Regions from separate parts of the Homo sapiens genome. Here region 2 is linked to region 1. The links are chromatin contacts, found by Hi-C or POLR2A ChIA-PET in ENCODE. All regions are on one chromosome and are shown on one strand. Each heading gives the region's core, a stretch centred on a gene start or an enhancer-like site at or near the end of the contact. The rest is flanking DNA. Distances are from core to core; before and after follow the strand shown.

Region 1 (5,454 bases), core at 2,015-4,514:
TGTATCTGATGCTCACTGAAGTTATCTGGACAGCACATTTAAGATAAAATGGTGGAAAGACACAGACAAAATGCTAGAAATATTCAATAAGACTTTTCTAAAAGGTGAAATCTAATTTAGAACCTAATAATGATGTTTAAGCACTGTGGATGTGGAATCCCACATCTGACTTTGTGTATGTGTTTTCAGGGGTACATCACTTATGAAAGTAGGGGCTATCTTTTTCATAGAACTTTTGTGAAGCTTAAGTAGAATATGCATAAGGGATTTAGCCACATTTAGTAAATAAAAAATTCATTACAGTTGCAACTATTATTATGTCAGAGTGTATTAAAAAATGGCATAATTTTTTTCCATCTAATGTCAGATAACATATTGCTCAAACATGCAGTTCAATACAACATTTTATTCAAAAACAAATTTTGAAAAACTTTGTTGAAAAACTCAGAATTATCACAATAAGGAGTCAATGTCTGAAGGTCTTAAACACAAGGTAGTAGGCAATTTTGCCAAGGCTACATACAATTCAAAAAGTACAGATGAATAATTTCACAAATTTTTCTCTAGAAAAATACTTTTAATTCATCAGAATTAAAAAATAGCTAGTTGTTTACTTTTACCATTTGAAGACAAAGGTGGCACTTGCTAACCAATAAAAACACAAGTTTTGATGGAAGTAGCATTTCTCTCTTCAAAATAAAAACCTAAAGTGAATATAATAAAGTTATATTGTGCTGTGGGAATTGTCTTTTTATGAATTAATACTGACTTTTTAAAGACAGTGTTCTGGGTCATGGAGAAACAATGAGAGAGCAATAGGGGAGAAATGAGAGGGAATGTGACTTTTCCTTTTTCCAATAATTCTCCTCTCTCCCACAATGGCAGCCAATTCATATTTCTAGAGGAAAATGCCTATATATATAAAAATATATTCAGTTAATAATTCTGCTATCCATTCAACAAAATTATTGCTCTAAGATGATCACTTCCTATACAAATCATTGGAAAAAATTAAAAATATATTTTCTCGTTCTGTTTAAGAATAAGAATGAAAAACCGAGTACTATGAGTCTTTTGAGTATTTCCTGTAAGCTCTTCAAGAATGGGCTCTGACGACTAAGTGACAGATGAGGATCCAGTTTTGGAAAAGAAGAAAGGGACAGGGTAGGAAGGAGAGAAAGAAATAACTCTTAGGGCAGTGGTTTTCAAAGCAGCAACAGCATCCGTGAGAAATGCAAATTATCAGGTCCCATCCGAGTCCTGCAGAATCAGAATCTGGGTGGGATGGAGGAATCTGTTTTAACACACTGTCAGGGATTCTGATGCACACTCAGGTTTGAGAACCACTGTATTAGGGAATCCTGATTCTATCACCAAAGAGGATTCTGGGGCATCTGTTAATGTTTAAGCTTTAATTCTTTAAAAATAATTATTTAATACAAACTTGGATCTTTAGCTACCCAATTTATGCTAAAAATCAAAGGAGGATTTCAAGTTTTTGCTTGAATTAGTTCTTTGTTTCCTGTATGGTTTATGTACTTTTCAGATTAAAAAAACCAAAATTCTAAGTAGAGACAATGTCCAGCAGGTTGGCAGGCATGGCTGCCTGCCGCTTCACAACGCCCAGATCTTGGGTTAGTCTTCAACCTTGTAAGAACAGAACCCAATTTTATCACTTCAAGACAGAAATACGTGGGCCTTGGGGAAGCTAAATTAGAAGGCCTGATAACTGGAATGTCAATCTGTAAATTTACTTTGAGATTATAACTGCTAAGACAACTAGAAGATTCAGATCTAATGTTCTTCCTCTTTCAGGACTAGCTACACAGAAAATCAAATTACTATCAGCTGACTGAAGACACATTGCTTCAGAGTAGAGTTGGGTGCTCTCATTCAGACACTAGCTCCAAAAGTCTGGGACATCCACATCAACCGCAGGCTTCTCGTCTTCAGATAAATTCTTACATAGGTGGTTCCTGTCCATACTGCACTTAGCCCACTATACTTCCACTTGGAAAATGCTATAAAATAACTGAAGAGGTTGCACTGTCTTATCACACTTGGGAGGCATACCGAGTCTTTAACTCACCCATTCATCACCACTTATGGGCCAGGTCCTGCGTAAAGCATTGGGACTAGAAAATTATTAAGACAATTCTAATACTCAAAAGACTTTTAGAGGGAGGGGGGAGTGTAAAAACAGACACAAGCAGATAAGTATAAAACAACGCAGTAAATGCAATAATACAAACATGCACAGAATATGAGAAACTCCCAGACGCAACACTTGGAATGGGGCGGGGAGAGCTCAGGAAGGTCTTCTCTAAGGAAATGGTGCCTTTCCTGGAAGAGGGCAGAGGACCGGGAAGGATAAAATTTATTTACAAACCATTGTAAATGACTACTTTAATCTACTTAACAGTGATATTAGTTTCTGTTTCATAAAGTGAAAATTTCTAATTTTACCTAAAATCTGTTCTAAGTGAGGCATTAAATCTGTGCAGTTTCAAACCAAATTTGGTGGAAAGATACCTAAATCAGTGAAAAATCCAAATTATGGAAGAGTACACGAAAAACGGTTTTGTTTTGCTTACTTTCAACTAACACCGAGTGTGTGCCAAATAGAGCTCTCAGGATTGAGCTTTGACCATTTGGCACAACTTTTATTTGAAAGTAATTTATTTTAACAAAATTAATATCATGCCACTCTCATTTGAACTGTGACTTCCCTTAGTGACTATCTTGTACGGTTTCTGAAAGCAGTTTGTTATATCAAGGAGGGACAAAAGCGGTAATTTTCATGGCTTTTCAGTTGAATATGAACTTCTTAGAGTAGGGGAAAAAGGCAAAGAAAAAGAGCAAAAGCAGGAAATGCTATTAGATACATTAGCCTAGATTCTGTAGCTTCCTTTTCTAAATCTCGCTATATGAGATTTAGTACGTAACAATTTCCCGTAAATCAAAGACCTCGGAAAAATATAAGTCGGAAACAATAAAACCTAAATCGTCTTTGCGTTCTCATTTCACAGCGAGTTAAAATGTAGATGCGATGCGGATACTGCGTCCCCTGGCACTGCCTCAATTCAAAAGTTAGCACTTTGCGCTAAGGTGGCTCTGAGCACTCCCCTCCGACCCCGCTTCCCCCCTAGAGGAGCATGAATGCACCACCGGAGCCCCTCCCCTCTTGCTCCTTACAGTTCTGGCAAGGGTCCGACGCGAGGGCTTTGTCCGACTAGTTCCACCTCCCACCCAGTACACCAGAAGGGAGGACAGTCGCTCCGCCCGCAGGGCTGTTCGGACGCGCATGCGCACTGGGGCGTCAGCTGGCCAACCAGCGCGCGACGCACGGCCAGGCGCTCCCACCTGCCCTCGCCCCGGTGGGCGACAGGCTTTGACGGGCTCCTAGCCGCAGTGCCCTCTGAGCCCCCAACCCTGAATTCTCAGCTGGGCCCTCCCGGCTCCACCTGCCCCCAACACCCTCCCCGCTCCGGCGGCGGCAGGGCGCTCGAGGCAAGCCCGGGCAGGGGGACGAGCTGCAGGTGACGCCCTGGTTGGCTGGAGCGTGCCAGGCCTTCCCCCTACGGCGCCTGCGCACAGCCAGGGCGTGGATTCAACCTTCCGCGGTGCCCTGCCTCTAGCTGACGTCAGCACCCTGGTAACTGCTGCACCTTCGCCGCGCGCTTTGAGCCCCCGCCCCTCCGCCTTCTTACCGGCCGCCCTGAGGGGTCTCGGCGCGCTCGGCTGAGAGCTTTAGGAGGCGCGAGCGAGCACTCCGACTAGGCCGGAGGGACTCGGAAAATGATGGTCCGGCAGGTGGTGGGTCCTGACCCAAGGGCCTGCAAGGAACGGAGAAGGGCAACCGAGCACGCGCTGGATCTTGGGGAAGAAGGGGAAAGGGACTGCTGGAGGAGGCGCGCATGCGCCGTGCGGTCCTTCGCCCCGGGCGCCCTGGCAGGGGGCGAGGCTCTGCGGAACTCCCGGAGCTGGCGCCAGGGAACAAGTCTCAGTGGAGAGCCTCGAATTTTAAAAGTCTCATTTAAGTATTTCTTTTGGTTTTCCTTGTATAAATATAGCTAACTTTTAAACATTTCTTTTCCGGCTTGTGTTGTTTGCTTTGGACCCTTCAGCACCTATTTTTAAACGTTAAGCATTCCCCAGTCAGCATGAAAGTTTTACTGTTAGTTTTATTTTGTTCCTATAATTTTGATTCCCCCCAGAAACTGCCACAGATGAAATCAAGCCAATAGAATTGAAAGCAAAGATCACCTGGTGGCCATGAAGCCGACCATCCTTAGGCAGAAACTCCTTACCTGAGGAATTTAGAGGTAACTAGACTTCCCTGTTACCTAAAGCCAGCATCTGGTACCAGACTTCTTCCCTCCAAATTTAAAAGTAACTAGAATTTCTATGCATCTCCGTAATGCACGCATGTCAAAACTCATTGTGCACCCCTTGCCATCTGCTCCATGCCCCAATCAACCCCTGTCCCCTACCATCCAGATACTTTATTACCCTCACATACTTGCACAGGAGTTACATATGCCACTAGTACAAAGTCCTCAGAAAATCCCCCAAGTGTTATGCCTCTCCACAAGGTGGCAAACGGAGATTTGGGAACAATTTGAGTTCATGTCCCTTTTCCATTGTCTGAACTTTGGCAAATTCAATCCAAGTTGGGTTCATTTAGCCAGGATCCCTCTAAGTTCATTCAAGAATTTCGGGCTTTATTGCCTTTGATTTAACCTGGCAAGACACATTTGTGGTATTAACTATTTGCTGTTCCCACGAAGAAAAAATCACGGTCTTTAGCTCGAGTTTGGGCAGACGAAACTCATGTTGGCAATCCTAATAATAGAGCCAGGGCAGAAGCTGTCCCCAACACAGAACCCAATTGGCAATACCACGCTGCCAATGCCAGCCCAAACAGAGACAGGGGAAGAGAAGATTATAACATGTTTGTTGGAAGGAATGAAATAAAACCTGTTAATTTTTCTAAATTATGAGAGATCACTCAGGACCAAGGACCCTTCCCTTTTCCAAGCTAGACTAATGGAGGCCATGCATAAATATACAGATTTAGATCCTGAAAGCCCTGAGGGCCAATCCCTTCTGGCCATACATTTTATAAGTCAGGCTTCCCCAGACATCAGACAAAAACTCCAAAAATTAGAGCAAGGCCCACAAACTCCCTTTTGTACTTTATTAAAAGCAGCCTTTAAGGACACTGAAGTTGAGAATGTCCCAAACCTCCAGGTTGCAAGCCATCCCTGGGACCCTGTCCTCACTGCAAATTGGAAGAATGAGTGTCCCTCCCTCATGAAGGGGGGGCCACCTCTTCCTTCTAGGCTATGACAGCCACAGTCTCACCAACCTACCTGACAAGGGGATCCTGCAGAACGAGGGTGAGGGTGAGGGCGAGAGCAAGGGCAAACACCTCTAATTCTATTCCTGGAT
Region 2 (5,297 bases), core at 1,229-3,728, 350 kb before region 1:
TGTGTGTGACTCATTCTCATGAGCACACTCACACTTCTCTCTTAAGTGTGTACTTTTGTTTTGCAATAAAAGCTTCTTGCCTTTCACTTCATTCTGACTTTTCCTTGAATTCTTACTTGCAATGGTGTCATGAAGCTGGAAACCAGCTGGAGCTAGGGTCTCACTGGCATCTGGAGACCCTACTAAGCCCTCCAGCAACACTAGGACATTAGAACTCCAGGTTTTTCAACCTTCAGACTCTGGGACTTGCACCAGTGGCCCTCTCAGTTCTCAGGCCTTCAGACTTGGACTGAGCTATGCTACTTGTTTCCCTGGTTCTCCAGCTCACAAATGGCATATCGTGGGATTTCTCAGCCTCTATAATCATGTGAGTCAATTTCCTTAATAAATTCCTCTTATATATCTACACATCCTATTGGCTCTGGTTCTCTGAAGAACTCTGGCTTATGTGCTCACTGGTAATCAGCTGACTTCAAGGAAAGACATTTCCTGATTAACTATCCAATTATGACACTGGCTCATTCATTCCCTTACACCAGTCTGCTCTAACCTAATTTATTCCTACCTATCAGACATACACACGAGTGTGTCATGTCAATTTACCATTGCTATGGCAACACCCAGGAGTTACCGCACCTTTCCACGGCAATGACCCAATGACCCAAAAGTACTACTCCTTCCCTAGAAAGTTCTGCATAAAATTCTTTTCTGCCTGACCTTCGAGATTGTGAAAGTCGTCAAAATCAAAATGGAGTCACTTGTGTCAAGCCCTAACAAAAAAAAAAAAAGAAATAAATAAAACCAGAAGGTTAAGAAGGGAGGGTCCTCATGCACATATGCCTATGTTATGAAATATTACAAGAACTTTCTATGCATAGGTGCCCATAACAAGAACTTCTGACAAGGGCTTTCTAAGCTGCAGCTTGCTACGTGAGTAAAAGGAAGCTACCTGGATGCACAAGAACACTTGCTTGACACACTCTCTCTGTTAATAAACTGGCATCAACCCCTCTGATAAGTCTTGTAACCAATATTCTCTTTGTTTCAAAACAAATTACGTATGCTTCCTTTTTGCCTTTAAAAACTTTTCCTTGCTTCAACTGATGTAATGCAGGTCTCAATTAATTGAATAACTGTCTTTGTTTTTTGCTTCTGTAATACGTTTTTCCCTGCACAGATTTTCTCCTGCCCCACGAAATGCTTAAAAGGTAACTTAACATTTTGTTCAGGGCTCAGCCTTTGGATGTTAATCCAACTGGGCCAGTGCACCTAAATAATAAATATCCTTCTCAACCCCATCGGTCTCTCTAATTTTTTATCAATCCCGCTACACAACCTCTTTGGATATGCCAATGGTCTGCATAGCCCCCATATACTGGATTTGTGAATCCCCTGTGCACTCCTGAATAAACACCTTATCTTTAGAGAGTCTGTCTGTTATTTGGGTTGACAAGATGTTTGTGGATCTTATGGTCTAAGCATTCTCTCTATTGCAATAGTCCTCCTCTCCCTATTGTAGTAGTACCTTTCTCCCATTTGCAATTGTCCTTTTGAATAAAGCCTGTCTTATCTATGTCTGAGTTTGTTTTTTATTTGACAACTCAAGTAGCTTCACGGTTATGCAAGTCAGGCAAGCCCCAAAGTGGAGCTTAGCCCACAAGGGTTCCTGGCTTTGCCCAGGAAAGACTTCAAGGACAAGCCAGAGGTAGAAGAAAAAACCCCTTCAAAGAGGCGGTGTTACAGCTCTGTAACTGCTCCTGCAAAGGAGGGCTACCCTGTAGGCAGACAGTAGCAGCTCAGGGCAGTTTTGCAGTCATATTTATATCCATTTTTAATCGCATGCAGATTAAGGGGCGACTTATGCAGAACTTTCTAGGGAAGGAGTAGTACTTTTGGGTCACTGCCATGGAAAGGTGCAGTAACTCCGGGGTGTTGCCATGGCAATGGTAAATTGACATGGCACACTGGTGGGTGTGTCTGACTGAAAGCTGCTTCCACCTGGCTCTGTTTTAGTTAGTCCTCAATTTGGTCGAGTGTCTGACCCGGCCTCTGGAGTCAAGTCCTGCTTGCTACCTCAGCAGTTCCATCCCAATCCTACTGCAACGGGTTGGAGAGCATTGACTAGAGAGAATTTTCTAACTTGAATCTTCTAACCTGAATCGTATCTTCTATAAGCACCTCTCAAAAATAAAGGAGCTGTAGAGAGACACTTTTACATTGTAAAAGAAGTAAAAGTTAAACATGTCAATATCTAAGACTTTAATTTTTTCCCCAACATTCTCTGAGGCCTTTGTGTAGATAGTAGATTGTCCTCCCACCCCTAAACACATTGCAGATTTTTAATTGGAATGGATAGGTCAGATGTAGGAGACCCAGGTAAGGAGGCGTCGAGGTCAAAAGACCTCCGAGATTCCTAGAGCGGTCGGCGAGGGGCCTGCAAGTCGCCCCGGCCGCACTTCCGGGACGGCCCATCTTCCTTGGGTACTGAAGCTCGCGAGAGGATCCTGGGGGCAGGCGCGTCGCGGTGGCAGTGTTTCTTGGGTGTGCGGGGCCGGGCGCCCCGTAGCCTCTGGTGAGCGAAAGAGACCGGGGCCGAGCGGGCGCAGGCTTGCCGGGGCTGCGGGCTGCGCTGGCGGCGGGGCCGGGTGGCGGTAGTGGCGGGAGTGACTGGCGGGAATCCCCGCGGCCCCGGCGCTTGGGCTTACTGTGCACTTGATGTAAGGGGAAAGTCGCTCGTCAACTGCTTGAAGGGCAGTTTTGCGGTCATATTTATACCCATTTTTAATCGCATGCAGATTAAGGGGCGGCTTATGCAGAACTTTCTAGGGAAGGAGTAGTACTTTTGGGTCATTGGGTCACTGCCATGGAAAGGTGCAGTAACTCCGGGGTGTTGCCATGGCAATGGTAAATTGACGTGGGCACACTGGTGGGTGTGTCTGAAGGGCTTGTTGTTAGGGTGAACTGGGGACTAGAAATGGGATGCGGGCGGGAGGAAAGTAGTGTAGGTGCAGGTGGCAGTCATAAGTGTCCCATAAGTCTGAATGTCTGAATGTCTGAACTGTGTAGATTTAAGGAGCATTAAAGAGGCAAAATAATAGCAAGTGCTTGTGTAATGCTTAGCGTGGGCCAGGCACTGTTCTAAATGCTTGTTTCATTTAATCCTGACAGCAACCTTATGAGGTAGGTACTATTATTCCTATTAAGAAAAAATGAGAGGGGTTAATCTGCCTAAGCGCAAACAGCCCCTAAGTGGCAGAGCCAGCATGGAAATTCAGGCCCTGAGGCTTTTTTCAGGCTGTGTTACCAGCTCTTCCTCTCAAAGACGACTTTGAAGAGTAAGGGAGAGAGAGAAGGCAAGGAGCATTCAAAAATTGGGAAGACAGTTTGAATATTCATCAGAGAGATCCTTCCAGGGAGATACTGAGGACGAGGACTAGAAATATAAGGCCAGCAGAAATCAAGGATGTAAAAATCTCCCTAGAGAAGAAAAGCCAGAAAGGTAAAGAATTTGATAACTTCTTTAATCTAAGCTCAAAAAGTATTTCACATTCGAGAATTCACAGGGAGAAGAACAAGGGGCCAGTTTCAGAAGTCAAAATACAAGTCACAACTTACGAAAGGCTTCAGAGTGTAGCCCCTCTGGCAGCCAGGTTTAGAGAAGCCCTAGCGGGGAAGGGAAGTGCAAAGAGGCATCAGGGAAGCCAGGCAGGACCCAGAGCAAGGAGAAGGAAGAGAGTTTCCACAGGTGTTGCCTTCAGAGACAGGAGTGCCCTTGACAAGGAAAGAGGGCAACAAAACTACCCAGGAGAGAAACCCTTTATCTGTAAGGAGTGTGGAAAAGCCTTTGGTCAGAGTGCAAGCCTTATCGTGCACCAAAGAATTCACACAGGGGAGAAACCTTTCCTATGTAATGAATGCGGAAAAGGTTTCAGACAGAGATCACACCTCATACGACATCAGAGGATCCATACTGGTGAGAAACCCTATGAATGCCAGGAATGTGGGAATACCTTCAGCCAGAGCTCAAATCTCATAGTTCATCAGGGCATCCACACTGGAGAGAAATCTTTTGAATGTGGTAAGTGTGGGAAAGCCTTCAGCCGGAGTTCAGGCCTCACTGTCCCTCAGAGGATCCACACGGGGGAGAAGCCATTTGAGTGTAATGAATGCGGCAAAGCTTTCAGTTGTAGTTCATACCTTATTGTGCATCAGAGAATTCACACAGGGGAGAAACCCTATCAGTGTAATGAGTGTGAAAGAGCCTTTGGCCAGAGCTCCCATCTTATTCTCCATCAGACAACTCATGCCCAGAAGAAACCTCAGCTGGCTACTTGGGTTAGGGCCCACTGTTAATGGGGCAGAGTTGAATGGTCATGTTATATGCTTGCCTTCAGCCAGGCCAGCATCTCATAAATACTAGGAAGTATGTGAGAGGTCATGGACTGTTCATTGCTGGAAATCTGGGTCCACAAACTCACTCTGCTTGTATGGTGTTTTATTCACTTGCCTTGTTTTTGTACATGTGCCTCCAGTCAGATTTGGAGTTCCAAGAGGTAGATGCCAGGTCCTGTCTTCCACTTTGATTGACAGGAAACTGAGGAGCTCTTCATTTCTACAAAGTTGATTAAATTTTAATTCATTGAGAACTTCCTCTTATCAAGAAACTCTTAATCTGATAATCTTGCAAGATCTCACCTGCTTTGAAGATTTGTAATTTTTCCAATGTAACTCCAGCACATTAAAGCTTACTTACTTTTCATTGTTATTTCAAAGCTTTAATGTGCTAGAGTTGGGAAGCTTAGAAGGCCCACTGTGAGCAGTACTAAAATTTAGAATGTCACATCCTCATTCAAATGTAGGCTGCCTTTAGGAGTGACCAAAACAGCGAAGGATACATAGGATGATAGAATCATGAATCAAAGGAACCCTACCAGACCAGAACTGCAGACCAAAGTTAACAAGATGAAGTATTAAACCCTGTCCATAGGGCTAAGGAGTCTGAGCCTCTCAGAACAGAAGTGTTCTGTCAGAAACACTGCAATCCTTGACCATTAGACATGCTAGAGGGGTGTCTTTAAAAATATCCTTCTCTCTCATCTTCAGTTGCTAGCTGCTCAGGGATGAGATCCTAGTCTTAAGGCCTGTTCTCTTCTCTCTAGACCATAGAGCTTGACTTTTCCTTACAAGGAAATAAAACAGATCATGTGTGTGTATAAAATTAAAAAGTAATATCCTAATCATCTGCCACTTACACAAAAAGAAATTTATTACCTTTAGACTAAAGGAAAAATATAATA

What was found. A loop is a pair of places that touch in the nucleus more often than their neighbours do. ChIA-PET counts read pairs that join two places held with the same protein, here RNA polymerase II (POLR2A). Pooled maps may share reads with other maps.
Region 2: a map of CD8-positive, alpha-beta T cell shows a loop between it and region 1 (27-fold over the local background). The contact joins the promoter of ZKSCAN7-AS1 here to the promoter of TCAIM in region 1. A Hi-C loop is called at or near these places in 1 of 168 maps with a recorded cell type or tissue (CD8-positive, alpha-beta T cell), 2 of 37 single-sample maps with no recorded cell type and 12 of 50 pooled maps. POLR2A ChIA-PET finds 5 or more read pairs at or near these places in 1 of 52 experiments (activated B cell).

Annotation. Positions count from the first base shown.
Region 1 is chr3:44,336,576-44,342,029 of GRCh38, reverse strand. It overlaps TCAIM (T cell activation inhibitor, mitochondrial), which reads right to left and starts at 3,264. Exons shown (of 11, transcript NM_173826.4): 1 at 3,196-3,264. LOC105377055 (a long non-coding RNA gene) reads left to right here and starts at 3,912. Exons shown (of 4, transcript XR_940782.4): 1 at 3,912-4,325. It also overlaps a transcript of TOPAZ1 not described here. RefSeq lists a silencer at 3,214-3,603 and enhancers at 3,744-3,913, 3,598-4,251.
Region 2 is chr3:44,682,834-44,688,130 of GRCh38, reverse strand. It overlaps ZKSCAN7-AS1 (ZKSCAN7 ZNF cluster antisense RNA 1), which reads left to right and starts at 2,478. Exons shown (of 3, transcript NR_157564.1): 1 at 2,478-2,572. It overlaps LOC124905403 (zinc finger protein OZF-like), which reads left to right and starts at 2,349. Exons shown (of 2, transcript XM_047449433.1): 1 at 2,349-2,376; 2 at 3,341-5,297. The coding sequence starts at 2,349. The coding sequence ends at 4,353. RefSeq lists an enhancer at 2,334-2,463 and silencers at 2,634-2,763, 2,814-2,863.